Regions from separate parts of the Homo sapiens genome. Here region 1 is linked to region 2. The links are chromatin loops, found by intact Hi-C in ENCODE. Cell type or tissue: dorsolateral prefrontal cortex. All regions are shown on one strand. Links, peaks and the distances in the headings refer to the core of each region. The heading gives the core; the rest is flanking DNA. Region 1 holds the start of LOC124902777 (a long non-coding RNA gene). Region 2 has its middle 33 kb from the start of ZNF202.

What was found. Peaks named below come from ENCODE experiments on the same cell type or tissue, not always from the same donor. Only the 100,000 strongest peaks of a DNase experiment are listed, where the experiment ranks them.
Region 1: a loop joins it to region 2, with 9 times the contacts of the local background. A loop is called at or near these places in 73 of 110 quality-filtered maps.

The regions. Positions count from the first base shown.
Region 1 is chr11:123,631,941-123,647,996 of GRCh38, forward strand. It overlaps SCN3B (sodium voltage-gated channel beta subunit 3), which reads right to left. Exons shown (of 7, transcript NM_001040151.2): 3 at 13,647-13,810; 4 at 10,506-10,731; 5 at 6,246-6,384; 6 at 2,181-2,266; 7 at 1-1,836. The coding sequence ends at 2,203. LOC124902777 (a long non-coding RNA gene) reads left to right here and starts at 6,599. Exons shown (of 2, transcript XR_007062929.1): 1 at 6,599-6,680; 2 at 9,027-9,534. In dorsolateral prefrontal cortex, for the core only: a CTCF peak has its summit at 9,219 (motif pointing right); a DNase peak (open chromatin) is centred at 9,191; H3K27ac peaks cover 1,378 bases.
Region 2 is chr11:123,700,515-123,716,570 of GRCh38, forward strand. No RefSeq gene overlaps it. Among named protein-coding and RNA genes, the nearest start is that of ZNF202, 33 kb to the right of the region's middle. RefSeq lists enhancers at 1,316-1,816, 1,817-2,317. In dorsolateral prefrontal cortex, for the core only: a CTCF peak has its summit at 7,297 (motif pointing left); a DNase peak (open chromatin) is centred at 7,287.

The DNA.
Region 1 (16,056 bases), core at 5,224-13,223, 66 kb before region 2:
TATGGTCTTTCCCTATAAAGGGAGGTCCCAGGTCTGAGGGACCTCTCTCTCGCTGAATCCCAGTCACCTTCATCTTCTTACATTCCATAAAGCATCTTTCCCCTCTCTTGTCCCTGGGTGCTGAAGGATGTCACACTTGGACCTGTCACTTAATTAAAATGAAACACGAGATATTGACTAAAGTTTTTTCCAGTTTCTCTGCTCCCTCAAAATCTAGGGGAAAAAAATCTGAAAATTATGCATTCATAGGCGAAGTATTTGGAAAGCACCTACCCATCCCTCCCCTCTCACACTGCTCATTTACTTATGATCCATCTCAGACTAAACATTTTTCTTAGTTTAAATATCAGTCTCAGATGCACTCTCCTTTTGGAGGATATTTCAGAGTCACAGATCTTTACATAAAGGAAGTTCTTTAAGTCTACCTCATGTTCTTCTCCCTGCTTTTTTGGCCAATTTCTAGTCATCTGAATCTATCAGAGTTGACCTCAGCCCAGTCCGTGCTTGTGAAAGAAGCATTGCCATAGACAAGTTCAATGTCAGTCTTTTCAGAAACAAAGTTATCCACCGGGCGCAGTGCCTCACGCCTGTAATCTCAGCACTTTGGGAGGCTGAGGTGGGTGGGTCATTTGAGGTCAGGAGTTCAAGACTAGCCTGGCCAACATAGTCAAACCCTGTCTGTACTAAAAATACAAAATTTAGCCAGGCGTGGTGGTGCACACCTGTAATCCCAGCTACTGGAGAGGCCGAGGCATGAGAATTGCTTGAACCCAAGAGGCAGAGGTTGCAGTGAGCCGAGATCACACCACTGCACTCTAGCCTAGGTGACAGAGTGAGACTCCATCTCAAACAAAAAAAACAAAAAACAAAACAAACAAAAACATCCATCCCAGGAAGTGTAAACTGGGCAGCACCTAAGGCTTATTTCTGCTCCAGTTTATCCTCTTAAGCCTCTTATTCAGTTGAGCCCTGTATGAGTCTTAGTTGCCTCCTGTATGTAAAATGAGGAATAATACTGGTGCACAGAAATTTTGAGAGGAAGAACTCAGGAATTTCAGTCCTAATGCCCAGGTGGTGTGCCCACAGGGAGGGCACACATACATTATCGCAATAGGATCAGGAACGTGTCCAGAAACATGTTGCATGACTTTTTAAGAGCCACTTAAATTACCATTGGTCCTTCCCAAGTCTCCTGTCCTTGTCTTCTTGGAGGGAACCTTAGAGACCCATCAGGATCTAGCTCTGGAGTACTAAGCTCCAGAGAGCATGTTAGTCCATGCTTCAGGATCTTTCTGTCACTGGAGAACCTAGACAGGCGTGCTTCACTCTGATGCTGTAGCAAAGTGGGCCATGAACCTGACAAAACTGACTTCAGGGAATCCAAGTTCATGACACACTTTTGCTTTAACCCGAACTAATCACTCCTGCTTCCTTCTATTAAGACTTCCATTCTCTTGCAGTAATGGAGAATGAACCAGTTCCAGCCAGTTAAGGGCAGAGGGAGGTGCTAACTCCAGCACTTGTACAAAGTCATTTGGAGCACAGGGGAGAAATCCAGTTGGCTTTGGAGTGTCTTGTTGGAAAACTAGGAGAGGGTGAGGTTGAGTCTATGTAGAAATGTTGGCTTCTCAGTTCTGGCAGAGTCTTATGGTGCGTAGAGGTCTGATGGAGTTAGGGAGTCAGAGGTGAAAGCTCAGAGGCAGGTGGATGTATGGATGAATGAATGAACAGAACAATGGATGCATGAAGGGAAGCGATGGGGCCCTTGGGGCGCCCTCCTGATGCCATTGACATTGCTGAACATGGGATGTCCAGTCCCTCAGGTGTTCAGGCCACCTACCAAAGATAAAATAACTCACTGAGAATTTCCCACCCAGTCCAGCCCAGCCCAGCCCAAAAATTCTTTGACCAAAGAAGGGAGTTGGAGAATCCTGTGCCTCTGTTACCATGGGCAAGTTCAGATTGCCTCGACACTCAGGTCAAAGCAGTTCACCTTCCGAAGCGCTGACATCATACAGAGCTTTCTGACTTAAAGAATTACCCTGAGGGCGGGGACCCCAGGCAGGGTAGACAGTGACCTAAGGGACCAAATTTAAAGTCACTTCAGTTGTGGGCAACAAAGTCACTTGTACAACCTGCCATCCACATCTGCCTTCCCCTCCCATGTTCCTGTAGGTCACCTCATGTCACACTGCTCCTGTTCTATTCCTCCACTGGTACCGCAGAGTTCTCCTTGTTCTCAGATGGGATGGCAAGGTAGTCAGACCTATAGAGGACACAGGGAAAGGGAATCAGAGCTTCAGTGCCCAGCGTGGGAACACAAGATGGGGAAGGAGCAGGGCACAGGAGCAAGGATCTACAGAACAGCTCTGCATTTCCTTCTGCTGTGTTTCTCAAGAGAAAAACAACCTTTTCTGCAGATTAAAATAATCATTTCCCCCATATATGTACACGAACACCCACCAGGAGTGTATAGCTTCTCATTTATCCAGGTTGTCTTCAGCATTTAGTTAGATTATTATGTTGGCCAAGGCTCATGCCTCTAATCCCAGCACTTTGGGAGGCCAAGGCAGGAAAATTGCTTGAGCCCAGGAGTTCAAGACCAGCCTGGGCAACATGGTGAAACCCTGTCTCTACAAAAAATACAAAAAACTAGCCTGGCATGGTGGCACGTGCCTGTAGTCCCAGCTACTTGGGAGGCTGAGGTGGGAGGATCACCTGAGCCTGGGAGGTCGAGGCCATGATTGCACCACTGCACTCCAGCCTGGCAACAGTGAGACCATGTCTCAAAAATAAAATAAAATGTTGGTCAAAATGACAGCTGTGAAATTATATTTTATAGTTGTTTCACATGTTTACAGGCTATTTGGGTTTCTGCTTCTGAAATTTGTTCATCTGCTTTCCAGTTCTTCTGAGATCTTTGTCTTTTTCTCATTGATTTTCCTTTGATGCTTTCATGTTTTGACAATTTCTCCCAATCTCTTGTTTGTCTAGGAATTTTGCTTATGGAGTCTTCTAATGAACAGCTGATTCTTTACATATAATGTGATCAAAATTATTTTTCCTCTTGGATTTGTGCCTTTTGTATTTTATTTGGGAAATCCTCTCTATTGCATGGTGATAAAGAGAGTCTCTTATATTCCCTTAATGGAATTTTCAAGTTTGACATTTTACTTTGTGTTTAAATCCCCTCATAATTTATTTTGGTTTAGTATGAGAGATGGGGAATCTAATTTTGTTTTGTGTTTTTCTTTGTTTCTATATAGATTAGGAATTTTCCCTAGACCACTTACTGGGCAGTTCATTCTTCCTTCAATCACTGTAACGTCATCTCTCTCACATATCAGGTTTTCCTACATGCATTAACCTGATTGGTGGCTTTTTGTTTTGTTTGTCCATTTCGTATGCCTGTGCAGTATCACAAACTCTGTATTCTGATAGCTCTGTAAGAAACCTTCATCTGGCTGGGCGCAGTGGCTCACACCTGTAATCCCAGCACTTTGAGAGGCCAAGGCGGGTGCATCACGAGGTCAGGAGATTGAGACCATCCTGGCTAACATGGTGAAATCCCGTCTCTACTAAAAAAATACAAAAAATTAGCCAGGCGTGGTGGCAGGTGCCTGTAGTCCCAGCTACTCGGGAGGCTGAGGCAGGAGAATGGCGTGAACCTGGGAGGCAGAGCTTGGAGTGAGCCGAGATCGCGCCACTGCACTCCAGCCTGGGCAACAGAGCGAGACTCTGTCTCAAAAAAAAAAAAAGAAAACAAAGGAAACCTTCATCTCCGATAAGACAAATCCTACCAACCTCTTGCAAATTTACTGCTCTTTCTTTGAAATGGTTTAGACCGAGGGTGGGCAAACTGTGGCCTAAGAGCTAAGGATGGTTGTTTGCAAACAAATAGAAGAACAATACATGACAGGGACCTATGGCGCCTGCAAAGCCTAAAACACTTATTATCTGGCTGTCCCTTGGTTAAGACTATTTTTGGCTACTTAGCCTTCCATGTGACTTAATATCAGCTTATTAAGTTCTTTGAGAAATCTAATGGGCATTTTGATTGGGATTTCATTGAATTTGAAGATCAATTTGGGAGAAAATTGTTTACAATTGTGAGGTTTTACTCTCCATCTAGTTACGTTTAAAGTCTTTCAGTAAAGGTTTCTAACTTTTTCTTTAAATGTCTTGTATATTTTTGTCAAATTTATCCCCGGAACTGGGGAGTACTTCTTGCTATTGTAACTTTAAAAGCATTTTAATATTTTAAATATTTAAATTTGTTACTAAATTTGTTGCTGGAATATAGGTGATTTTTATATTTTGATTTCTATCAACAATTTTGTGGAATATTCTTCCTTGTCCTAATAGTATTTTTGTAGATTCTCTTAGGTATCCTATGTAAATAGTAGGTATAGATAATGATAATTTAGTTTCTTCCTTTCCAAGTCTTTTTCTTCCTTGTATTTACTTGGTCTTCACCTAGGATTTCCAACACAATATTGATAGAAACAGGGAGAGGCAGTCTCCTTGATATGTCCCTGATATTACAGGCACTTGAGGTTTCAACACATAGATGATATTTGCTGTAGGGTCTCTTAGTAGCTGCCATTTATCACTTTAAAGATGCTTGGTGTTTAGGTGTAGATGTATTTTATTCATCCTGCTCAGGGCATATTATGCTTCTTGAATCTGAAGAGTCATCCCTCCCTCAGCCGTTCTGTCTCTGAACACTGTCTCTCCTCCATTCTCTGTTCTATTCTGTTTTTTTTTTTTTGAGATGGAGTCTCGCTCTGTCGCCGAGGCTGGAGGGCAGTGCCGTGATCTCGGCTCACTGCAAGCTCCGCCTCCCAGGTTCACGCCATTCTCCTGCCTCAGCCTCCTGAGTAGCTGGGACTACAGGCACCCGCCACCATGCCCGGCTAATTTTTTGTAGTTTTAGTAGAGACAGGGTTTCACCATGTTAACCAGGATGTCTCGATCTCCTGACCTCATGATCTGCCTGCCTCGACCTCCCAAAGTGCTGGGATTACAGACGAGAGCCACCGCGCCCGGCCAAAATGATGCTTTCTTTATCAAACATTTCTAACTGGTAATAGCCTAGACTGTTTTCGGTTTGCCTCAGCAATGTTGCTAGAAATCTGTGGGTTTTTTCTATCTTTCCTTTCCCCAGACAACCAGCCAGCATGATCTCTTAAGACTCTTTGTTCTTACAGACCCCACCGTTTCTCAAATGTGCTCACCCTCAAGTGACTAGAGTCTCTGAGCAAATGGCTAAGGTACAGGCTGGACTTTAGAGGATTAGAGTCCCCACTCTGGACATCTAAGCGCTGCCAGGCTCTAGGGGAAATAACATGTTGCTTGGAGCTCCTTTGCTAGCAAAGGGCAGTGCCCAGATGGCCTGAGGAGCTCCATGGTATAAAGCAAACAGTTCAATGAGATAGAAAGAGCATGGACATTAGCACTAGAGAGACCTGGGTTCAAATCTCAGCCTTTCCTCTTACCATCTGTGTGCCTTGGTAAGCTGCTATGAGTCGGCTTGGCATTTACAGAACGGTTATAATAATGTTACTTTTTTGTTGTGTTTTTGGGCTTTTATTGTTGTTGTTTTTGAAATGGAGTCTCGCTCTGTCACCCAAGCTGGAGAGCAGTGGCACGATCTCAGCTCACTGCAACCTCCGCCTCCCAGGTTCAAGGGATTCTCCTGCCTCAGCCTCCCGAGTAGCTGGGATTACAGGTATGTGCCACCATGCCCAGCTAATTTTTTATACTTTTAGTAGAGACGGGATTTCACCATGTTGGTCAGACTGGTCTTGAACTCCTGACCTCAGGTGATCCTCCCGCCTCAGCCTCCCAAAGTGCTGAGATTACAGGCGTGACAGCCATCATGCCCAGCCATAATAATATTACTTTAACGGGTTGTGGTAGCAGCTGATGGTCTTTGCCTTAGTGGTTAAGTGTGCTGGCCAAGAATCAACAGGCCTGAATTCAAACATCACTTTGTTTCCTAAGTGATGTTTGAATTAAGCAAATGTTTAATTTTTCGTAATGAATTAAGAGTTTGCCTTAAGCCAACTCTCCGAAATTCAGTGTTCTCATCTGTAAAATGGGTATAATAATGGTGCCTATCTCTTAAGCAGTGATCATGAAGAGGGTGGAGGATGAATGTAAACTGCTTAGCACCTCACCTGTGAGAGCAAGCATTCTGAAGGTGCTAGCTTTCATTATTACTTTGGCATCTCTGGACTTACGCGTTTTCTTGGGCTGCCTCTTCGGCTTTTGAGACCTTTCTGTAGCAATATATCATCTCGATGAGCAGCCACAAGGTGAGGAAGACCAGAAGGATGTACATCATGATTTCTGAGACCACAGAGGTGAAGTCCTCTCCAGCTGAAAGAAAGAGAATGAGGTTCAGAATATGCAAATCCAGCAAACCTAGAGCCGTCATTGGAGCCATATTTTTAAGTACAGCTTAAATAAAGACTGAGTAAAGAAACTCAAGAAGATGTCAAAGGTATTCCAAATCCTGACTCTCCCGCCCATTGGCTTTCTCACTGACTGTCATCAGCTGCTCAGGAGCCAGGGAAGAGGGAGTGGGATGCCTGGAAGAAGTAGCCGAGCAGTGGAAGGAATCCTGGCCTCAAAGTGAGATATCTAGAGCTGGCTGTCCATTTTGCTATTTACAGGTGTGTAAACAACCATTTCCCTTACTTGAGACTCAGTTTCTTAATTTGTAGGTTGAGGATAATAACACCAGTCAGGGGTTTGTGAATATTACATTATCTAATGTATTTCAGAACATCTTGTGAGATTAAAAGTCTACACAGATGTAAGGAACATGCCTTATTTCAACTGCCTCTGTCTTTTGAGCTGCCGGTGGTGGAGGGTGGTATTCCTGGGGAGAGAGCGTTGGAAAACTCATTCAGGGCCAACAAAGACAGCCTCCATGAGATATGCGCATGTTCTCTACAAGTCTGGGTTAGAAACAAGACCTTCCAGGTCATCCAAAACCAAACATAAATATTGGAGGATTTAGTGTATCAACCGCATTGTCCCCAGGGCTGTACTTTTGAAACACAGTTAGGATCCTGCCATTTCCCTGCTGAAAACTCTTCAATGCTCCACACTCCCCTTAGGATGAAGCCCCAACTCTGTTCACGTGACATGCAAGGGCCTTCACAATCCGGGCTTTCTCACCTCATTTCCATTTGGTTGGCCAGAAAAACTTCTGCTACACACTGTGGTATGTTAGAATCTGTGAACTTTTCTTCCTCTTCCCTCTTCCTGAATTGTGTCTTTCACCCACGGCTAGTTCTGTGCTAATATCCTCTCCTGCTTTGCAGTCTCGCAGTAGTTCTAGATTCCTGTGAGGTCCCCTCCTTTGTGAAACCATCCCCAACTTCTCATGCGGAGCTATTCACAACCTTCTCCGTGCACTTTTCTTTTCTCTTTTTTTTTTGAGATGGAGCTTTGCTCTTGTTGCCCAGGTTGCAGTGCAGTGGCATGATCTCGGCTCACTGCAATCTCCGCCTCCCAGGTTCAAGCGATTCTCCTGCCTCAGTCTCCCAAGTAGCTGACATTACAGGCACCCACCACCATGCCCAGCTAATTTTTTATACTTTTAGTAGAGACGGAGTTTCACCATGTTGGCCAGGCTGGTCTCGAACTCCTCACCTCAGGTGATCCTCCTGCCCTGGCCTCCCAACGTGCTGGGATTACAGGCGTGAGCCACCGCGTCTGGCCTCCATGCACTTTTCTCATCCATCTGTTATAAGAGTTGTATTGTGCTTATCTTTCTTTTCTGTGGACTGTGTGCTTATTGAGAACATATTTATTTCTGGATTATCTGCCTGCTGTATAAATCTTAGAATATTTAAAGTGCTCAATAAGTACTTATTGAATGAGTGAAAATAAATATTATCTTATTTGTTTCATGATCAACAAAAAGGACCATTAAAACATACTACATGGCAGATATCCTGATATATCTACTCCTTGCTAGTGGGAGAAATGTTGTAGCCACCTCTCCCCTTGCCAGCTCTCAACAGCAAGTCAGATTTATGATCTGCAGTTATCCATTGGATCTAAGTCATCCCCAAGTCCTTGGTTGTTAAGAGCACAGCACAGCCTGCCATAACTTTCAGCCCAGAGAGCAGTCCGAAGGCTCCAGGATCACCCAGGTTTCCAACTGGAGCTAGAGGTCATAGATGCAGCGTGAGGCACATGAGAATGCCGTACAGCTCAAACATCTCACCGCCTTGCTACCACCTCGTGCATTATTTATGATTTGTTTGGCTTAAAGCATGCTCTCTCTTTCAAAATGCAGTAGCCCACAAATGGCAATACAGGAAGCTGTCCTCAGTATTTTTAGTTACCTCTAGGTGAAGAGGCCTCAGGTTTCTGCCTTAGGGCCAGGAGGTGACAGCCAAAGCCAGAATAAACCCAACTTGAACAAAGAGAACCAGGGAGACCTTGTGGGACCACAGGAATGGAGGAGATGTGGGGTTGATGGGCAGGTGTCATGGTGGGGTGGGTGCGTAGCTCTGAGCAAGATGAGGGCAGGGAGTATCTGATGTCACAGAGGCAAAAAAGAAAAAGTGGCAGGGGGTTGGGGTGGTGGGGGTGGGGAAAGAAACAGTGGAAAGCAAGCCCTCCAGACAGGCGAACAATCTGGATTTTCACCCTGCTTCCAGCGCGAATTTGCTGCACGTCCCTGAGCAAGCCCCTTGCTCTTGCAGAGAACTCTGTTCTCCCAGCCACAAAAAGAGGGGCACCAGAGCTACACCCTCCAATCACCTGGGGAGTCATCAACTTGCATATGACCTCACTCACCCCTGCCGATCTCACACCTGCAAGGGTGCTGCAGAGGTGTCTACATCTGGAGGACGCCAATGTGGGCGATTCTGATGTCTGCCCTTTATCCAGAGGCCCTGGATTAAATAAATGATATCCACGCTTCCTTCACACCCGACCATCCACGAGGCTCTGTGGCTCTGATAATAAACTTGTTTTTCCTTCTGTTTTTACCCGAGGCTTGCTCTGGTACCTGGCAGACGAACTAGCTCAGCCTTGCCACACTTCCCACCAGCTATGCACGAGGGTGTCTGGAGGCAAAAGCCCGAGAGAGCAGAGGTGGAGACGGCTGAGCACTGTGCTAAGGTCTGGCGGGCACCAACCAAAAGTTCCAGATGGTGACCAGGAGAGGGCGCCAGGGCCCCACCCCCCAGAGGAAAGGCGTGTAACAAACGGGGGATAAAGGAACTTCAGAACAGGGGAGTACCTCAGAGAGCCCCCCGCCAACCCCTTCATTTCACACCAGAGGAGCGGGGCTCCGAGCAGGGAAGTGACTCATCAGGTCTGGATTCAGGAGCCCTGAGAGTCCCTCTGCACTTTCAGAATTGACCTACCTTCCATTTTAGTCATATCGTCTGATCCGTTATGTCTCTTTCTCCTTTGTTCATTCACTCTGAGGACTGAATCTCCGCTTCATTATTTTTATCACAACGACATGATAAAAAATGAATAAACCTGTGGCCTGGAGGTTGGGATTCCTGGATCCTTTTTTCTAGGAAGAGCCCTGTCTTTAACTTGATCTTTTCCTTCATGCCCCACACTTTGGCCTGCTCACTAGCAGTGATAATGCTGGAGATAGACTGAGAAAGGCTGGAACTCCCCCCTCAGGATGCAGGACTCCGGTTGCAACAGAAACACCTGAGTTAGGCTGCTGAAAGGCCTTCCCACTCACGAACACGGAACTAGCTGTAGGAGTCCAAAGATTTTAAACAAGACTAGAGAGCTATCAACCTGTCCCCTTCTCCCAGCAGGGAATGAATTTATGTAATAAGAGATGCCACAGATGGGGAAGAGGTTGCACGTGTGATTACTGTGAAGAAAGACAAAAGAAAAAAAGATTGTCAAACTTTGGTTTAGAGAGAGGTTCTCAAGGTGTGGTCCCAGCAGCAGCACTGCCCGCCAGGCAGTGTGTCACGCAGTGCAAACTCTCAGGCTCCACCGACAAAAGCAGAAAGGCTGGCTTCCAAAAAGCCCTGCAGGAGATTTTGAGGTTTGCTAAAGTTTGAGAACCCCTGGCTTAGAGGCATGTATTGCTTACAGGTAGAAGGAGAGATGACTTCCGGGTAACCTCATGAGATTTCTCTGAGCCCACTGAGTCAGGGATTCAACATAGGCCAAAGAAGAAGGCCTAGCTGAATCAGTAGCTTTAGGCCTCATGGAGGCTAGCCTCTTTCTCTAAGGGACCAGGAAGAGCTCATTCTATCATCTCCAAGCCTTTCTGCTTTGAGGAAAGGCACAGAAAGACAAGCTGCTTAGGGAATTTACAGGAAGCTGGCCACCAGAAGAAGATGGGTCAATGGTGACATTTTTAGATGTCACCATTCCAAATACATGGGTTTTTGCACTCTTTAAGGGCCTCACTCGTGGAAAACTGCTGTCCTACCCTTCCCTGTCCACAGAGAGCAGGACGCCCTAGAGACCCTGTGCCTCAGCCTCACCCTCCTCGGTGACTCTTAGGGGGATCAGCCGCGTCGTCTTCACAAAGGGCCGATGCGCCTCAAACTCAAACTCCCGGGACACATTGCAGGTGTAGAGGCCAGAGTCGTTCAGAGTGACGTTGAGCACAGTGATGGACACGTCCTGCAGGTCCTTGCTGCCATTCCACTGCAGGCGCCCCTGAAAGGGGCTCTCCACCTCCTGGTGGCCATTCCGATACTCGTAAATCTGCAGATAGAGGAGCAGAAGAGGGTAGGGCCAGGAAAGGAGATGGCAGTGGGGGGAAGCCGAGTTAGGGACAGGGCAGAGAAAAGGAGCAGAATTGTGCATGGACAGGGAAGAGAGGGGACAATGCCACCGGGAGACCCAGAATGTGGGGGTGGGATGAAGAGGCACAGAGGAGGGTAGGGAAGGGAGCAAAGACAGGGAAGGACAGGCAGAGGCAGCAGGCATCAGGGCATGTGGACGTGGTGAGGACAGAGGCAGCCACGGGCGTGTAGGAAGAAGCTTGGCAGAAAAAAAGGGGTGGAAAGAGGGAGAACAAAGGCAGGCGGGAGAAGAGTATGGGAGCCCAGGAGACGGACATTGAGAGAAAGACAGGATTGTAAAAAGATAGAGAGAACAAGAGAGTAAGATGTGTCCCAGAGCCGCTGGCAAGAGAACAAGGTAGAGACAGCAAGACAGGCAGATTCATTAGTAATGAAGACATATGAAAGCCCTGGCTTTAAAACTGGACTCTCTGTGCTGGTACTCATCAGGGGCTGTAGGACAGTCTGGGCCAGGCCACAGGAAGGAGGCCCAGGATGCTGAAGCATGGCAGATGAGCAGAGAGCCATCACCAGAGAGGCACACGTCACATCTTTTGCTTTGGACTGAATTTTAACTAAAATATCATCTTTTAAATTTCTTTCCTCAACACTTCCACCCTCTGACATAACAGCCAAACTCATTTCTGACTCTAGCTTCTATGTGCCATTCTCTCTCTACAGCTGTGCTGGCTATTCTAGTCTCCACTAGCCACATGTAGCTACTTAAATTCAATTTCTTAGAAGTTAAATACAATGTAAAATTCAGTTCCTCAGTGGCACTGGCCACATTTCAATTATTCATAGCCACATGTGGCTGGTGGCCACTGTATCGCACAGCACAGATAGAGAAGGTTTCCACCATCACAAACATTTCTATGAGACAGCCTTGCTGTGGATTTCCATGGATGTTTTGCTGTTGCCGTTTTATTTTTCATTTTCTTCTTCTTCTGATCCACCTTTTCCTCACTTTGGGCAGGCCTGGAAGCAATGTGGGCAGCTATCACTGGTACATGACCAGGCCTGAAGGCCCTGGGGGCCTTTGCATCTGGCCAAGACATCCAGCCTCCTGCAGCTGGGGGCTAGCCTCAGTTGCAGCTTCATTGACGTGTCACTGTCACACCTGAGCCAGGCTCTGGGAAGTCTCCGCTGGTCCCAGTCTTAGTACCAGACGGTTGCAAATCTGCATCAGAATGGCACATAGAAGCTAGAGTTAGAAATGGGTTCGGCTTTAGGATAGTGAGAAAGAAGAGCAAGCTAAACCCAGTTTCGCCCTTCCATTGTCTCTGTTACAAATCTTTGTGGAGGAGAAACTTGCCCCCAGGAAGGCAAAGCAGTGCCGTAAAAAGGGCCTTGTATCTGCTGTTAGACCACCTGGCTCAAGTCAAAGCTGTCTTAGTTATTAACTTAACTTCTTTGAGCCTCAGTTTCCTCATTTCTGTGTCTATCTTTTCTCTAGCAAACATTTACCAGTGCTTACTATATTCCAGAAACTATTTTTAATGCATTAAAAATTATAGCTCATGAGTCCTGGTAACAGCCCTATAATTTGGCTATGCTTTATATCCCCACTTTAAAAATGAGGAAACCGAGGCACAGAAAGGATGACCAACATGTCCAAGGACACAGAGGTGATAATAAGTGTGAAGTCAAGAATCAAACCCAGGTGGCCTGGCTCCACAGTCAGTGAAGGAGTAAATAATGGTCATCTCCAAGGTGGTATTCAAAATATATGACAGCCGACCAGGCACGGTGGCTCACACCTGGAATCCCAGCACTTTGGGAGGCCGAGGTGGGTGGATCACCTGAGGTCAGGAGTTTGAGACCAGCCTGGCCAACATGGCAAAACTCTGTCTCTACTAAAAATACCAAAATTAGCTGGGCATGGTGGTGGTGCCTATAGTCCCAGCTACTGGGGAGGCTGAGGTGGGAGAATCGCTTGAATCTGGGAGGTGGAGGTTACAGTAAGCGAGATCACACCACTGCACTCCAGCTGGGTGACAGAGGGAGACCCCGTTGAGAGAGAGAGAGAGAGAGAGAGAGAGAGAGAGAATATATATATATATATATATATATATATATATATATATATACACACACACATATATACACACACACATACATATATATATATACACACACATATACAACCACTTTGCCACTGGCACCAACCACCCAGAACTGACACTGGCTATGGTGCAGGAGCAGAATCTGGAAGACTCCCAGCTCTGCCAGGAGCGAATCTCTTCGTTTCCAAATCATGGATAAGTCTGGGGGTTCAGCCACTTAGGAGACTCGGCACAGCAAGTATCCACGAGAGAACTGTTTGACATAATTGACTCACTGATGTGGCTGTGCTGGGTGTCCCGGGTGAATGTCACCCTTGGATCACTCTTTGTCATCCCTGTCATTCCTATTTCAATGGGACTGCAGGAGTTAAAGGAGCTAACCTTTGTTATTTCACATAATGATGCTTTGTGTTATTCCAATTTCTTTATGAATTTAATGCATATAATAGGATGGCACAGAAGATTAGATGAAAACACCTGCAAAATGTGTGGTAGGGCGCCTATCACATAGTAGGCTTTAAATATAGCATATCTCTTTCCTCTGCTTCCTCCAGCCCATAATCAAGGGTGCTTGCAGCTGGCCCAGTGCCCTTTCTCTCACAGAAGCTGGGGCTTCACTAAGGCTGTCAGTTATCTGCTGAGGATCTGTCAGTGTTTGGAAGAGAAGGAGCCAGTGTTTGCTAGCTTGGCATCCCCCGGACTGTCAGGAGCCAGGCTGGGAACAGCAGAGGCCAGCAGAAGAAAGGCCAGAGTCAGCAGTCTAACATACAAGGAAATCTTTACCGCCCTCGGGCCTGTAGAACCATTCCACCACCGTGGTGGCCTCCACCTCCTCTCTCTTCATGCAGGAGATGCAGCGCAGCTTCATGGGGTTGCCCTGCACGGCCTCCGTCTCCGAGGGCACTTCCACACACACAGGGAAGCAGACACTGACTGCAGAGAGGACAGATGGACAGGGAAGGAACAGCAGGTGGTGGGGGAGGGGCACAGGAGAGAAACATTGGAGAAGAAGGAGGGAGGGAAGAGAGACAGAGAAGGAAGAGTCATGAGGCCAACCTGAAAAAAGCCACGTGCACATGTCTACACCTTCACCTGCGCTCCCTGAATGTACAGGCTCAGAACGTGTACACATTGGAGGAGACCTGGATGATCTAGACATTGACTGAAATCCTTCCCCTGGAAGCAGTGGAGATGCAGCACCGTACATTATACTTGAGCCCTGCTCTCTAAGTCTTATAGCCCAAATGGGAGACAGGGCATCTACCTACCCAGCAACCATCCATCCCCCTTCATTCCACCACCACTCATTAAAATCCACTCTCTGCCAGGTCTGATGCTAGACTAGAGATGCAAAGATGAATAAAACACTAACCATGCCCTAAATGCATTTATAATCCAATAGGGAACACATATTCCTAACTAGGATTAAACCAGACCACAGCAAGTAACACACTCATGATATATTCTGTTCTTAGAAGACAGGCAGTTAGTTACTCCCAGTTGGCCTGGGGAGAAAGGAAGAGAAGGATGGTGAAACATGAGGCTAGAAAGGTAGGCAGGGCCCATGCTGTGAAGACCTCTGTGTGTCCCTTCCAGTGTGAGGTATCCAATGTTTTAAAGTCGTGGAGAGATGTAATTGTATCTGTGTTGTGTGAAAACTGTAGGTAATTCTGACACATGGTGGAGGTTGGAGCAGCAGTGAAGAAAATGGCGAGCGGACCACTAAGCTGGAACAATGGTCTATGCAGAGGAGTATAGCAAGGCAAGTTAAAATCTGGAGCGGGGTCAGATTGTGGGACACCTTGCATGCCACACAGAGGTCTAAGACTTAGTGTTTCTGCCCTCTAGAAACTTGAAGTCTGTTTTTTAAAAGGAGGCAAGTATATCAGCTTGATAATTCAGAATAACTTGAGCGGGACAAGGCTGCCAGCAAAACATGCGCAAATGTGAGCTGCATTAACAGATGTACAGTACGCAGGAGGAAGGAGGCGTAGTTTCTCGGCACTGTTTTTGGAACAAATCTGGACTATTATGATCAGTTCAGGATGTCACATTTTAAAAAAGGAAGTTGTTCAAAGAGTGCATGCCCAGAGGTGAGGGAGATGGTGAAGGATCTGGAGATAAAGTCTGGTGAGGAAAAAATGGGAGAATTCGAGTTGCTTAGCTTGGACACAGAACATATCTGTCTTCAAATATTTGAAGGCTGGCAGATGGAAGAGAAATTTGATTCTGCCCAACCCTAAAAGTTATAAGAAAAAAATAAGTTTAATGCAATAAAGAAAGAATTTTATGATTTTGGAGCTGTTCACAAATGCAAATAACTAAATGCTAAGAGAGTGTACACAGCATTGTTTGGGATATTTGAAAGTAAGACGAGGCCAGGTGCTGTGGCTCACACCTGCAATCCCAGCACTTTGGGAGGCTAAGTTGAGAGGATTGCTTGATGTTAGGGGTCTGAGACAAGCCTGGGCAACATAGTGAGACCCCTGAGTCTACAAAAATAAAATAAAATAAAAATTAGCCAAACATGGTAACACACAACTGTAGTCCCAACCACTCAGGAGGTAAGAGGATTGCTTGAGCCCAGGAGTTTGAGGCTGCAATGAGCTATGATGGCACCACTGCACTCCAGACTGGTTGACAGAGTAAGACCCTATCTCTTGAAAAAATAAAAACAACATGATGGTCACCGCAGATTCTTATATTAGGACTTTGAAGATCCCTTCTGATGCTACTTTTTCATGAATTAATAATAAAAACAGAACCCCCAGAAAAAAAAAGAAATAATACACACTACATTTAAAAACTAGTCCACTGTTAATGGTCAGCCTGTTCATCTCCTGGCAGAGCGTTCTTTCCTAAAAGCAGAGGAAGGTTTTATTTAGAGCTTAATAAGACACTGCCATAAATTAATTTTGAGTCCAAAAACTGTGTTTGATTGACTTAGAAGGCAATGTATTTATTTTAAAACATGGAGTTTAAAAACTAGTGGCACTAGAATTAACTTAAAGTTGTAAACATCAAGGTAAAATAAATGTAATTGGGTTTTCAACTCTCCAGCAAGCTGGGTGAGTCTTATCTGACAGTCTTCAAGAGGACCTATTGCTTCTGCAGATGGTGAGCCACGTTAATGGAGAGAGGACTCACATCTAGGGAGAACTGATCAGAAACATCTTCAG
Region 2 (16,056 bases), core at 2,558-10,557:
TTCTTTCTCTTACCTGATTGCCCTGGCCAGAACTTCCAACAGTATGTTGAATAAGAGTGATGAGAGAGGGCATCCTTGTCTTGTGCCAGTTTTCAAGGGGAATGAGGGAGGCTAATTTTCTAATAATAATAATAAGATAATATTGAAGATTTGCTTGGTTCCAGATATTTCCATGAATGCTTTACATGTATCAAGTCACAATCTCAGAAAACCCTATGAAAGAGTTCATATTATTATCCCCATTTTATAGATGAAGAGACTGAGGCACATGCCCTACAAAGACCTAAGCTGGGAAACCCACTACCTTGAGTGTTTTTGTTGCCACCTGAGCACAGGGATCTCAGATTGACATTGCAGTTTCTCAGCATTCCACCTCCAGGAAATGTTTTATTTCACAACAGGCCAATGGGCCACGTGACTGAGGTGTTCTACTGAGAAGGGGCGGGGAGCAAGGAGTCTGAGGCTCACAGGCTATAATGGATGGAGGAAGAAAAATTAGAGAACTGGGTTTGGGGGCAGAGTCCTTGCCGGCCTTGTGAGGCTGTGGCTGGGTCTGATCTCATCTGCTGTAAGAGCTGGTCCTGAACTGTGTGGTTTGAGGCCTGGGCAGTGGTGAAGGCAGGAGGACTCACAAATCAACCAGGCTGTTGAAAACCCCAAGGAGCAACAGTACGGGCCAAAGGCCAGAGGTCTGAGGTCTGGGTTCTAGCCCTGGCTTTGCCATTAACTAGCTGTATGATTCTGGGCAAATCGGTTCATCTTTCTAGGCCCAGTTACTTTTTTTTTTTTTTTTTTGAGATGGAGTCTTGCCTTGTTGCCCAGCCTAGTGTGCAATGGCGTGATCTGAGCTCACTGCAACCTCTGCCTCCCGGGTTCAAACAATTCTCCTGCCTCAGGCTCCCAAGTAGCTAGGATTACAGGTGCCTGCCACCACACCCAGCCAATTTTTGTATTTTTAGTAAAGATGGGGTTTCACCATGTTGGCCAGGCTGGTCTCTAACTCCTGACCTCAGGTGATCTGCCTGCCTCGGCCTCCCAAAGTACTGGGATTATAGGCACTTTTTTTTTTTTTTTAATAAATAAAATGCAAGTTTTTTTTTGTTATTGTGGTGATTGTTGTTTTTAATCTCCCAAGTGTTTTTGAACCCCATCATTCTGTGGTTCTATGGCTTTACTGCCATGCCAAGCAAGTCTCAGAATGTTGGCACGCTGACCATTACTGCTTCCCTCCCTGCCCTCCATTCTTTTATAAAGGCCAACCAAAGATAACCATGCTGGTCCTGTGCTGGGCTAGAACATTCTCTCCTCATAACATTCGTAAGAGATAGACATTATTTTGATTTTATGGATAAGGACTCATCCAAGTACACACACCAGCAATCCACATTGGGAATTCTAATTGAGGCTTGCCTCTAAAATCTAGGTTGTTCATGAATATGTGACATGGCTTCTCTATTTTATGTTGGTTTCTATTGGCCACTGGCAAATACTGCTCTTTTTAGGGGCTGGTGGGGTGGTGGGAATGGTGTCTGAAGTGGAAAGAAGGCACTAGGTTTGGACCCATGCGCCACAGAGGCCCTTGGAAGGGGTGCAAATGGCATTGGCCTTGTGGCTCCAGTCTTTTCCAACTACTGCTCCAAGTGGGGCAACGAATGCAGATTTTCCTGCTAAGAACTTGCAGAGAATCCCAATAGGTTGTACTTCTTTTAACGCATAGAGTTTTCATGTGCCAGCAGCTGCCATAACACAAACACAGTCCCTTACTAACTGCTCTCCTAGGTCGCTTTTCCTGCCACGTGGCCTCCCTGCCCACGTCCCCTGGGAGGTGGCCGGAAAGCTGAGATGGGGGCGGCTGCAGTTGCTGCCTCTGGCTGACGTTCAGCTGCAGCAGGCAGGGTTGTTCAAGCTTGGAAGAATCACCACTAAAATGATTTGGGTTTGTGGTGGGGAAGCGGAGGGCAGTCCCTTTTAAGAGTTTCCTTTCACATTCCAGCCATCCACCCCCTGAAATCTTTCAATCATCCATTCATGTATTCATTCAAAAATTATTTAACGTGTTCTTTTTCTGTGTCAGGCACTGTTCTAGGCACTAGAGATCCAGTGGTGAACAAAAGAGGCATGTTCCCTGCTCCCAGGAAATTAATGTTTTAATTGAAGGGTCGGGGGGGATTTGGAGATAAGCAATCAGACAAATAAATACATGATATAATGTGAGATAGTGCTGAGTGTCTCAAAGAAAATGATTATATGGAGCCAGAGAGTGACAGAAATGCTGTTTTAAGCTGGGTGTCAGGAGAGGTCTCCCTGAGGAAATGACAGACACTGAGACGTAGTCAAGGAGCAAGCTGTGGAAATCTCTGGGGGAGAGTGGCCCCAAAGAGGGAGGAGAAAGTGCTAGGTCCTGAGATAAGAAGGGGCATGGCACTTCTGATGAGCAGTAGGAAGCCAGTGTACCTGGAGTACAAGGAGCAAAGCAGACGTAACATGGAGTTGCAGAGGCAACACAGACCATGTAAGGGCTTGGGATTTTCTTTTATTTTTGAGACAAAATCTCACTGTCACCCAGGCTGAGTGCAGTGGCATGATTATGGCTCATTGAAGCCTTTTCTCCTGGACTCAAGCAAACCTCCCACCTCAGTCTCCCAAGTAGCTGGGACAACAGCTGCATACCACCACTCCTGGCTAATTTTGTCCTTTGTGTAGAGGCGGGATCTTGCTATGTTTCCTGGGCTGGTCTTGAATTCCTGGATTCAGGGGATCCTCCTGCCTCAGCCTCCTAAAGTTCTGGGATTACAGACATGAGCCACCGTGCCTGGCTGGGATTTTATTTTAAATATGATGTGAAGCTGTTGGAACATTTTGAAAAGGGAAATGACACAATGAGATTTATGTTTAAAATTATCTCCGTGGCCATGGAGATTGTAAGGAGCTCAGGGAAGGAGCAGGGAGATCCATTAGGAGGCCATTGCAAAAGTCCAGGCCAAAAGTGAGAGTGGCTCAGGCTCATGATGGATCCAGGTGGACAGAAGTAGCAGGATTCGGGATTTTTACAAAGATAGAACCAATAACATTTGCTGATAGATTGGATGTAGGTTGTGTGAGAAAGACAGCAGTTAATGATGACCCTCAGGTTTTTGGTTCTAAGGGCTGAAAACTGTAATAGGCTGAATAATGGCTACCCAAAGAGATTCTGTCCTAACCCCTGGAACTTGTCACATTTGAAAAAAGAGTTAATTTTACCTTACATGGTAACAAATCTCATTAAATATTTTGGAATTATTCTGGATTATCCAGATGGGACCAGGATGCCATTTAGTGTCTCTATACAAGAGAGGCAAAAGGGAGATGACACACACCTGAAGCAGGATGCCACGTAAAGGTGAAGGAAGGGTTTGGAGCGATGCAGCCACAGCCGGGGAATGCCACACCAGCAGCCACCAGAAGCTGGAAGAGGCAAGGATCAGCTTCTCCCTTTGAGCCCCTAGAACAGGGGTGTCCAAACTTTTGGCTTCCCTGGGCCACATTGGAAGAAGAATTGTCTTGGGCCACACATAAAATACACTAACATTAATGATAGCTGATGTGCTTAAAAAAAAATCGCAGAAAAGTCTCGTTATGTTTTAAGAAAGTTTACAAATTTGTGTTGGGCCGCATTCAAAGATGTTCTGGGCTGCATTTGGCCCAAGGGCCACAGTTTGGACAAGCTTGCCCTAGAATGAGGGCAGCCGTGCCAACACCTGGATTCCAACCCAGTGAAATGGGTTTTGGACTTCTGGTTCCTAGAACTAAGAAATAATAAATTTCTGTTTTAAGCCACCAAATTTGTCATAGCTGCCATAGTAAAAGAATACAATGCAGGAAAAGATTCAGCAAAGACACCTGTACCAAGACAAAGGCCATCGGTATATTAGGCCACTCGTAAATGAAATGGGACATTGAGAAGTGGACAAGAATCACAAAAGGTGTGGGAAAAACCAGGAACTTCTGTTGGAGGAGAGGGAGGGGCTGGTAGAAAGAGTGGAAAGAGGGGGAGGAGCTGGCATAAGCTGTTGTCTCTGGGCTGTGGCGCCTTGGCCAGATAAGCATCTTACCTTAGTGCTGAGACAGGCCTACAATTCAATCCAAGTTGGATTTTTTATACATTAATTGAGCTTTGCTGAAACTGTGCTTTTCTTCTTTCAAGTCTAAATTCAAGTCTTGAAATGATTCCTTGGCTGAAATTAGATGGTTTTCCAGTGCTGGTTTCTTTCTACTCAAAGTTGTCTTTCATTGGCTGGCAATAACCAATTATTTGTGTGATTTGTTTGCATTTGGATTTGGCCTGATTCAACAGGGCAAGCAGACTAGTCTCCCTGTCTGAATCCCCACCTGCCAACCCACCGACACCATCCTTTCTTGGAGTTCCTGTAGCCTGGAGTTTAAGGCCTTTTTATGTATTTGAGGGTACAATTTTCATAAGAAGTAATTTTTTTTGCTTTTTTAAAAAAATAATTTATTTATCTAAATTTATTTATTTATTTTGAGACAAGGTCTTGCCATGTTACCCAGGCTGGTCTCAAACTCCTGGGCTCAAGCAATCCTCCTGCCTCGGCCTCCCAAAGTGCTGGGATTACAGGTGTGGGCCACTGTGCCTGGCCGATAGTTTCTTAAAATTACTGCTTTTCAGTTACTTTTTTCATATCCACTTATCCTATTCGAACAGCAGTATATTCTCTGATTTTTAAAATAACTGTTGTGTTGAATTTCCTAAGCTCACTAAAGTCAAGGGACCTCTTGAAGTTCATTCTGGGTGAGTATGGGTTCAAAATCAGTGCTCCCTCCACTCCCTAGAGCCATCTACACAGGCAGAGAGCCTACTCTATCTTGGCCAGGACATGGTCCTAATATTTGCTGCCAAAATCCCTTCCCTTTGAATTTGCTTTTCTTAGACCTCTGTTCCTTTCCCTGCTACCCTTGAGCTGTTGGCTTGTGGTGTGTGTTGAATGTATCTTTTCCTGTCTCCACATGCCCACCTCTCCCACCCCAGTCGACCAAGATCATGCCAATCCCTTCTAATTGACTGACTTTTCAGTGTATTTTAGAGGCAAGCTGGGGTGGTGGATGGGACACTGGGCTAGGAGTCAGGACTCTACCACACAGTGGCCTGAATTCAGTTGCTGGCTCTGCCACTTACTTCTGAGTGGCCTCAAATTTTGTAACCTCTCTGGTTAAAATCAGCTGTTTTCCAATTGACCTTAGCCCTGGCCTTTGCTAACATTAAATGAGTGTTGTCACCACTCTAAGCTTTAATTCCTTCACATAGAAAATGAAGAGATTGGATAGACCAGACAATTGCCACATCCCCTTCCAAATCCAGGATTCTATAGTTCTAGTAGGAAGCAAGGAAACAAAACATTTCAGTTTATTGTTTGGTATAAATGAATCATCTTCTTCTTTGAAGTCCTTGTTAATCAACTTTCCCATAAGCCAGAATTCATCACTCCCACTGGGCCTTGTGAAAATGGGAAAACATCTGAATAATGGACTATTGCTGGGGCTTTGGAACCACACTGACCTGTCTTCTTCCTCGGCCGTATGCATATGATGGACACCTGGACACGGTACTTAGCACCCTAAACATCAGCTTCCCAGTTTGTAAACTGGAGTTAGTAACTGAGCATCCCTCACAGAGTTATTGTAATGACTAAGTGAGATAATTTATATGTAGATAAAATGCCTTGCCTCTAAAAAATATTCAGTGATGTTAAGCTATTGCTTTCTTTTTATTTACTTGTTTGTTGAAATAATTTATATGTGGTGAAGTGTCCAAATTGTATACACCTCAATAGATCTTTACATCTGTATATACCTCTGTGACAACCCCTAGAACAAGATACAGAACATTTCTAGCACAACAGAAGGCTCACTTCTACTCCCTTTCAGTAAATATCCAACTCCCACCAAAGTAACCAATATTCTGACCTTTATCACCATAGATTAGTTTTTCCTGTTCTCAAACTTCATCTATGTATGTATGTATGTATGTGTGTATCTATCTATCTATCTCTATCATCTATATCTATCTCTATCATCTATATCTATCTATCATCTATACCTATCATCTATATCTATCATATCTATCTATCTATCTATCTATCTATCTATCTATCTATCTATCTAATTTTTGAAACAGAGTCTCAGTCACCCAGGCTGGAGTGCAGTGGTACGACCTTGGCTCACTGCAACCACCACCTCCCAAGTTCAAGTGATTCTCATGCCTCAGCCTCCTGAGTAGCTGGGACCATAGGCCTGTGCCACCATACCCAGCTCATTTTTGTATTTTTAGTAGACAGGGTTTTGCCACGTTGGCCAGGCTGGTCTTGAACTCCTGATGTTAAGTGATCCGCCCACCTTGGCCTCCCAAAGTGCTGGCATTTCAGGTGTGAGCCACCACACCTGGCCACTTCACATGAATATAATCATACATTATGTGATCTTTAGAGTCTGGCTTCTCTCAATCAATATTATATTTTTAGTGAGATTCATTCATGTTGCTGCAAGTAGCAATAACATTTTGGTCTTCATTGCTGTATAACATTCCACTTATTGCATACCACAATTTATTTATATACTGTACTATTTATGGACATTTGAGTTGCTTCCTTTTTTTGCTGTTAAAAAAATAATTTTCTATGAGCTACTTACCCATGTCTTTGGTTTATGTAAGCACTCATTTCCGTTGATATACACCCAGCAGTGAAATTGCTAGGGCATAGAGTATTTGTAAGGTTAACTTTAGTAGATCCTACCAAGCAGTTCTTGGTAGTACAAGCAGTGCAAGTGCTTGTAACAGTTTACATTCCTCCCAGCAGTGTGAAAGGTTTCCAGTTGCTCAGCTGCTTCACCATCACTGGGTTTTCTGAATTCTTTTCATTTAGTCATTCTAGTGGCAATAGGGTAGTATCTCATTGAGCTTTCAATTTGCATGTTCCTGATGACTAAAAATGTTGATTACTTTTTCCTGCGCTTTTTGTCCATTTCGATATCCTCACTTGTGAAGTGCCTATTCAGGTCCCTTGCACCTCAAAAATGTTAGCTATTATTTTGTATCATACTAATTGTGCTTTTAAGTTATCCGTATATCTATCTACTCTCCAAATAGATGATAAGCCCTTTGATATGCAAGGTCTGTGCGTCACTCATTTACGAATTCTTAGTGCCTAACGTAAGACTCATGTTATACATTCGTTGAATACATTGTCAAACGTCTAGGACTCAGCAGATCATGGCAAAATGTCGCCATCTGGTGTCTGCAGGGAATGAGATGTGGAGGATGCAAAGCCAGCTGGCTGGATAATTCATTGTTTTCCATGTGAGCTTTCTCTTATGTACGATTTAAAAAATATGTATATATTGCAAATTGCCTCTGCATACTTGATTTTAAAAATATTTTCTATATGTACTTTCATTTTTAAAAACTCAATTTAAAGTGCAAACTTGTGGAACAGAAAAAGTTCCACAATGACTAAATTCTTTACTAAACAATTACTAAACAATTCACTAAACTAAATTCTTTAGTAATTGTTTACATTTTCAAGAGTTGGGTGCTGTATTCATAGATGAAACAATAAGTACTTACTATATTCTAGTCCTGAAGTTTATTCAAGAGATATAAGGTGCTCATAGGCTAGTAAGGAAGAAACAAAAAAATCAGCCTGGAGTATTATAATAAATGCCTTAAAATAGGTGTTTGTTCGTTCATTCGTTCACTCACTCATTCATCATTCAACATATATTATTGAGCATTTATTCTGTACCAGGCATTGTCACAGGTACTATAAACCCAAACGTGTGTGTCCTAAAGTGTGACTGCTCTAAGAAAACCTATAGTAAAAATATATATATAATTTTTCAAGGATTTGGAACTTTGGTATATTTTCCTTTGAGTATAAGCTGCTGTAGACGGTAGGCCATGTGAGACCCCAGCTTCTATTAGGGTTACACATAGAACAAGATGGCCCTAGTTGAAAATACTTTTCCATAAAGTGTACTGAGGTGGGGAGGAGGTGGCGAACTTCACTGCTCTTCTCAACTCTTTCTTCCCTCTACTCACTGCTCCTCAATCCACCACCAAGACAAATGGTAACAATGGATTGATCAGGTTTATTTGTTTGTTTTTTGAGACGGGGTCTTGCTCTGTCACCCAGGCTGGAGTGCAGTGGTGTGATCACAACTTACTGCAGCCTCAACCCCAGGCTCAAGCAATCCTCCTACCTCAGCTTCCTCAGTAGCTAGGACTACAGGCATGTGCCACCATGCCCAGCTAATTAAAACAACATTATTTTGTAGATATGGGGTCCCCACCATGTTGCCTAGACTGGCCTGGAACTCCTGAGCTCAAGCGATCCTCCCACCGCAGCCTCTCAAAGTGCTTGGATTATAGGTGTGAGCCACCGTGCCTGGCTTGATCAGGTTTAGAAACATTGTAGTGCCCATGGGTAAAGTCTCTGTCCAGGTTACAGGCTAGAGCTCACATGGGCGTGACCTCCCAGTCACTGTCACACTGTTGGAGGACATAGGCTGGGGTGGCAATACGCTTCTGATAAAGGCCAGTAGTAGGTGTCTTAGGCTGGCAATATTTTAAGCACTGGGAGATATGATACTGCACCTTTCCTCTTATACTTTTTTTTTTTTTTTTTGAGACAGGGTCTCTACCACCCATGCTGGGGTGCAGTGACACTATCATAGCTCGTTGCAGCCTCAGCCTCCCAGGTTCAGGCAATCCTCCTACCTCAGCCTCCCAGATTCAGGCAATCCTCCTACCTCAGCCTCCCAGGTTCAGGCAATCCTCCTACCTCAGCCTCCCAGGTTCAGGCAATCCTCCTACCTCAGCCTCCCAGGTTCAGGCAATCCTCCTACCTCAGCCTCCCAGGTTCAGGCAATCCTCCTACCTCAGCCTCCCAGGTTCAGGCAATCCTCCTACCTCAGCCTCCCAGGTTCAGGCAATCCTCCTACCTCAGCCTCCCAGGTTCAGGCAATCCTCCTACCTCAGCCTCCTCAGTAGCTGGAGCCACAGCTGTGTGCCACCACATCCAGCTAATTTGAAAAATTATTTTGTAGAGACGGGGGTCCCATTATGTTGTCCAGGCTGGTCTGGAACTCCTGGGCTCAAACGATCCTCCCGCCTTGGCCTCCCAAAGTGCTGGGATTACTTGGGTGAGCCACTGCGCCTGGCCTCCTCTGATGCTTCTTGTGAGCAGATGTATTCTTGAATTTCTTCACAGCAGTTCACAAAAAGTGTCTATGACCTCATCACCCAAGTTTTTTTTTTTTTTTTTTTTTTGAGATGGTCTTGCTCTGGCACCAGGCCAGAGTGCAGTGGTGCCATCTGGGCTCACTGCAACCTCCGCCTCCCTGGTTCAAGTGATTTTCCTGCCTCAGCCTCCCAAGTAGCTGGGATTAACAGGCACGTGCCAACACGCCCAACTAATTTTTGTATTTTTAGTAAAGATGGGGTTTCACCATGTTGGCCAGGATGGTCTCGATCTCCTGACCTTGTGATCCGCCAGCCTCGGCCTCCCAAAGTGCTGGGATTACAGGCGTGAGCCACCGCACCAAGCCATCACCCGACTTTTACACATTCTCCTAGACTTCTTCTGACATTACAATGCAACAAACATTTATTTATTTCCTAATATAAACCAAAAATTCTGCTAGATGTTGGCAAAAAACAATGAAAGACAGTGTTTGCCTTCCAAGAGAAAAGGTAACAGATGATTAACATATGTAAAGGGCTATGACAGAAGTATATGAAGGAAATATGAGAGCTTGCTTCTTGGATGAAGTCTTAAGAATAAAAAGGAATTATCCAGCAAGAGTGGGTAAGAGTGGGGGATGGACAATAGGAGCTGCATGAGCAAAGGGCATGCATGCAGAGCTGTTTGCATTCCATCTTCAACATGCTGGGAAGCTTTTAACCTGAGAAGTAGCAGATACAAATAAATATTTTAAAAATTTATTGGCAACCATATGAAGGATGAATTATGGCATGGTACCATTGGAAGCAATAATTCTGTTAGCATGCCATGGTAATAATTCACATGGTGTAGCCTCAGTCAATGCACTGAAAGTGAGGGAGGAGAGATGAGAGAGGGGCACAGATGCAGTTCGTTAAGGTTAGTTTAGAATTAGTATCACTGATAGATATGAAGAGCAAGGGAAAAAGAAAAATCTGGGACAAATCATAGGTTTCTGATTTAGGTCAATGGTGGCCAGTCACTTTCAGGAAGAAGAACAGATGCTGGGGTACTGGCTTTAGTGAGGGCACTAATCCCTTCCCCCTGCCCATTCCAACTTATATTCACTTCTAGAAAGGATGAATGGGATTTTGGTGTAATAAGAAGACAGGTTGGCCAGGCGTGGTGGCTCATGCCTGTAATTCCAGCACTTTGGGAGGCCAAGGCAGGCAGATCATTTGAGCCCATGAGTTTGAGACCAGCCTGGGCAACATGATGAAACCCTGTCTCTACAAATAATACAAAAAATTAGCTAAGTGTGGTGGCACATGCCTGTAGTCCCAGCTATTCAGGAGGTTAAGGTGGGAGGATGGCTTGAACCCAGGACATGGAGGTTGCAGTGAGCCGTGATCATACCGCTGCACTCCAGCCCAGATGACGGAACGAGACTCCATCTCAAGTAAAACAACAACAACAAAAGGTCAAGAAATTGAGCATGGTGTTGTGTTTTTCAGCACCTCAGGCATTCTGATCACTTTTACTTACTTGTTTAGATTGCTCATGTCAGAGTGCCGCAAGTTGTATACATTGCCTCACAGCTTAATTGCCTATGAGGAGTTTGGGTCCAAAAACCTCACTGGTTAGCAGTAAAAAGCTTTCAAAAATTTATAATTCCAGACATTTCCCTATTTCCACCGTTTTGCAGAGTTAGAGTCCCTGTGGACTGAGCGAGCTTCCAGCACTGGGAGTCGACCTCTAGTGGTAATTCTTTAAACTGCAAGTCCTGACTTTGGTGATTTGGCTTATTTTGCCAGAACCAGGGCAGCTGAGTTCAGGTTTTGGTTACAATTAATAAAAAATGTTGGCTTCTAAGAGATCTATTAATATCTCAGTTTTACTTATGAGAGGCCTTAGAGATATGAAGTAAGATGAACTCACATGCCCAAGGTCATACAGCTAGTAAGTGATGAAGGTAGGATTCAAATCCTGGTCCGTAGGTTTATTAATCCAGAGCCTGTGCTCTTAACCACTACCTGTTCTGCCTCTGTTGTTACTTGAATCATCTCTTTAGGCAAAGTTGACCAATCTTTTTCTTTCTTTCTTTCTTTCCTTCCTTCTTTCTTTCTTTCTTTCTTTCTTTCTTTCTTTCTTTCTTTCTTTCTTTCCTTCTTTCTTTCTTTCTTTTTCCTTCCTTCCTTCCTTCTCTTTCTTTCTCTTTCTTTCCTTCTTTCTTTCTTTTTCTTTCTTCTTTCTCTTTCTTTCTTTCTTCCTTCCTTTTTTTGTTTCTTTTTTTTTTTTTTCAAGTTCTCACTCTGTCACCGAGGCTGAAGTGCCACTGTGGCCTGATCTTGGCTCACCGCAACCTCCTCCCAGGTTCAAGAAATCCTTGCATCTCAGCCTCATCAGTAGCTTGGACTACAGGCATGTGACACCACACCTGTCTAATTTTTGTATTTTTGGTAGAGACAGGGTTTTGCCATCTTGGCCAGGCTGGTCTTGAACTCCTGAGCTCAAGCAATCCACCTGTTTCAGCCTCCCAAAGTGTTGGGATTACAGACATGGGGCACTGTGCCTGGCCTTGACCATCCCTTTTATATGCTCTCTAATATATCTACTGTAGCACATCTCATACATTAGAGACCAGTCTTTCCCACCAGTTCATGAATTCCCTGGAAGCAGAGCTCTTAGTAAGTACACAATGAATGTTTAATGAATGGGCAGATATTATAATCCTACTCTCAGACTCTTTTAATTTTTTTATTAGACTTTAAGTTCTGGGATACATGTGCAGAAAGTGCAGGTTTGTTACATAGGTATACACGTGCCATAGTGGTTTGCTGCACCCATCAACCTGTCATCTGCATTAGGTATTTCTCCTAATGCCCTCCCTCCACTTGCCCCCGACCCCCTGACAGGCCCCAGGGTCTGATCTTCCCCTCCCTGTGCCCATGTGATCTCACTGTTCAACTCCCACTTATGAGTGAGAATATGCAGTGTTTGGTTTTCTGTCCCTGTTAGTTTGCTGAGAATGATAGTTACAAGCTTCATCCATGTCCCTGCAAAGGACATGAACTCATCCTTTTTTATGGCTGCATAGTATTCCATGGTGTATATGTGCCACACTTTCTTTATCCAGTCTATCATTAATGGGCATTTGGGTTGGTTACGAGTCCTTGCTATCGTGAATAGTGCTGCAATAAACATACATGTGCATGTCTCTTTATAGCAGAATGATTTATAATGCTTTGGGTATATACCCAGTAATGGGATGGCTGGGTCAAATGGTATTTCTGGTTTTAGATTCTTGAGGAATCGCCGCCCTGTCTTCCACAATGGTTGAACTAGTTTACACTTGCACTAACAGTGTAAAAGTGTTCCTATTTCTCCACATCCTCTCCAGCATCTGTTTTTTCCTGACTTTTTAATGATCGCCATTCCAACTGGTGTGAGATGGTATCTCATTGTGGTTTTGACTTGCATTTCTCTAATGACCAGTGATGATGAGCTGTTTTTCATATGTTTGTTGACCACATAAAATGTCTTCTTTTGACAAGTGTCTGTTCATATCCATCGCCCACTTTTTGATGGGGTTGTTTTTTTCTTGTAAATGTGCTTATGTTCCTTGTAGATTCTGGATATTAGCCCTTTGTCAGATGGATAGATTGCAAAAATTTTCTCCCATTCTGTAGGTTGTCTGTTCACTCTGATGATAGTTTCTTTTGCTGTGCAGAAGCTCTTTAGTTTAATTAGATCCCATTTGTCAATTTTGGCTTTTGTTGCCATTGCTTTTGGTGTTTTAGTCATGAAGTCTTTGCCCATGCCTATGTCCTGAATGGTAATGCCTAGGTTTTCTTCTAGGGTTTTTATGGTGTTAGGTCTTATGTTTAAGTCTTTAATCCAACTTGACTTAATTTTTGTACAAGGTGCAAGGAAGGGGTCCAGTTTCAGTTTTCTCGCAGACTCTTATAGCTAGCTATTTACATAACATCTCCACTAGAATGTCAAATAGACATCTCAAACATCCCATGTCCAAACTACACTCCCGATGATGCTAAAGAGATGTATTCCACCTACTATCTTTCCATCTTAATCAATGGCGTCCACCTTTGCCCATTTACTCAGTCCAAAATCATACAATTCTCTTTAACTCATCTTCCCCACCCCCCAACAAATCTCACATTTACTAGCAAATCTTGTTAATTCTATTTTAATTATATGATTTGAACTCTACCTTTTCTCATCATTTCCACTGCTCTGCTCCTTATCCAGACTGTGCATGTGTTTCGCTTGGATTACTGTGTTAGCCTGCCAAGTGGTGTCTTAGTGGTCTCTTCCTGAACTGCCAAGAATCTATTCTCAGCTATCAGCATATTTATAGTTGTGAGATGATATGTGAGTTCTTTGAACAATACCCTCTAGTGGCTCCCCATCTTAATCAGAATCAAAGACACAATTGTTCCAAGCCCATGTATCTGGCTCCTCATTGCCCCTCTAAGAGCATCTCCTATTGCTCTCCCCTCTCTCTCCGGGTTCTAGGCTCACCAAGCACACTTCTGTCTCAGGGACTTTACACTAGCTATTCACTCTCTGGAATGCTTTTTCATGAATAGCTGTTTAAATTGCTCCTCCAACTCTTTCACATCTTTGTTTAAATGTCACCTTCCCAGTGAAGCCTTCCTGGATTATCCCCTCACCCATCCGTGGAACTTCCTCTCCACTTTCCTTGATTAATTTTTCTTCTTGGCAGTTTTTTTTCCTTTTAATATGTGATATAATTTAAATAATGCTTTATTTTGTTGACTGTCTTTCCTCACCATACTATAAGCTCCATGAGTGTGGGGATATTTGTCTCTTTTGTTTACTGCTACTTCCCTAACACCTCCAACAATAGGTGTTTATTACATACTTTCTGGATGCATGAAAGAAAAACGAAGAAACTCATCCCTCAGTACAGGAACTGTATGTTCTGAATGATTGCATTAGGTGTGCTCTATACATTTTTGCCTCTCTTAACAGTCTACAATTCCTTGACTCTGGGGCCTTCTAGTTGGTATGCCCCCTATTAAACTACAGGCAGATTTTTATTAAGAAAATTCACTGCAGTAAGTATTTATATAGAGCAATAATTATTTGTAACTTTTTGTTGGTCAGTTTAGCAACAAAGCTTCCTATGCTTAGCAATTACGTGCAATCATTTTCCCTGTTCATGTAACAGTCTTCTCATATGAGAATAATGGATGGAGCAGTATTTTTATTTAGATTGAACTTTCGCTGTACTCTTTATGATAGTTCTGATCACAGAAAATGATTACTCCTCCACCATGTCCTCTCAAAAAATAAAAAAGTTGACTAGTTGAAACTCCCAACCCACTCTTCAAAAACAAGAAACACAAAACAAAAACCTACCAGGAAATAAACATGAATATCTAAGGGGATGTGAGGGTGTTGTCAGTTCACTTTATTAATCAGCTTAACACAATCCAGCCTAACAAAATAAATTAGAGCTTAAGTCAAAGCCACAAGGGGTTAAAGTGGTTGTAGGAGGTTTGAGAAGGGCCATTGAGCCAGATGTTGTGTCTAGTCAATCTCAAGCTTGCTGCACAGTTAAAGCCGACCATTCTACCTTCCCTAATAACACTTTAGTTGAACCCTCAAATCCTCCCAGAAGTCCTCCCTAGTTATTATTAACCAACCCCTTCTCTCAATTCCTAAGTCCAACTCTTCTCTTCCTGAGCCCATTTCTTTATTCCACATCCCTCATTTTCAGATGATGACCACAGCATTTACCACAGGAGAAAAAAAGAGAAACCATCAGTCACAGATTGCCTTAATTTTCCTTCCTTCCCCCTTCTATGAGCTGAACACATTTTGTGTTCACCTGAACATCTTTTTCTTTTGTCCCAGAATGAAATATTTTTCAATGCTAATCCCTTCACCTGTGCTTTTGATCGTATCCTCTTAAAGATTTCCTTCCTCAATTATCTCCTCTGCCTTTTTCAGTGTTTCAGTCTCCCCTTGTTCCTTCTCCTCAGCTTATATAATTTGGCAATATGTATAAATACACCTCCTAGCACAGTGTCCGGAAAATAGCAGGTGCTCAATAAATGTTAGTTTGACTCCCCTAAAGCTTCAAGTGTCCCTTAGCCTGAGAAAAACCATCCATTCTTGACACTGCATTTCCCCAAACTGCCCTGCCACACTCCTTTTCCTTCCCAAGCTTTTTTTTTTTTTTTTTTTTTGAGACACAGTCTCGCTCTGTCACCCAGGCTGGAGTGCAATGGTGTGATCTCGGCTCACTGCAAACTCTGCCTCCCAAGTTCAAGCGATTCTCCTGCCTCAGCCTCTCCAGTAGCTGGGATTACAGGTGTGCACCACCAGGCCCGGCTAATTTTTGTACTTTTAGTAGAGACGGGGCTTCACCATATTTTCCAGGCTGGTCTCAACCTCCTGACCTCAGGTGATCCGCCCACCTCGGCACCTGAAAGTGCTGGGATATCAGGTGTGAGCCACCACGCCTGGCCCTTCCCAAGATTCTTACAAAAGCATTCTCTATGCCCAATTTCTCTACTTTTACTTGCTCATTTAAGTTTTGTCTCACTTTATATAATTGAATTATTTAATCAAATACTCTCTTTCAGGTTTTTATTTAACTTGGCCGTTTTACGGCATTTGATAACACTAACCAGTTCCTCCTTTCCATTTTGTTAAAAAAAATTCTTGGACTTTTTTCAACATTTCTCTCTGATTCCCCTTTACTCTCTGTTGTTCTTCAATGTTCTTTGGTGGGTACCGCTCTGCCTCCGTCAATGGTTCCTTAAATGTTTTTCTGTCCCTAGCAATT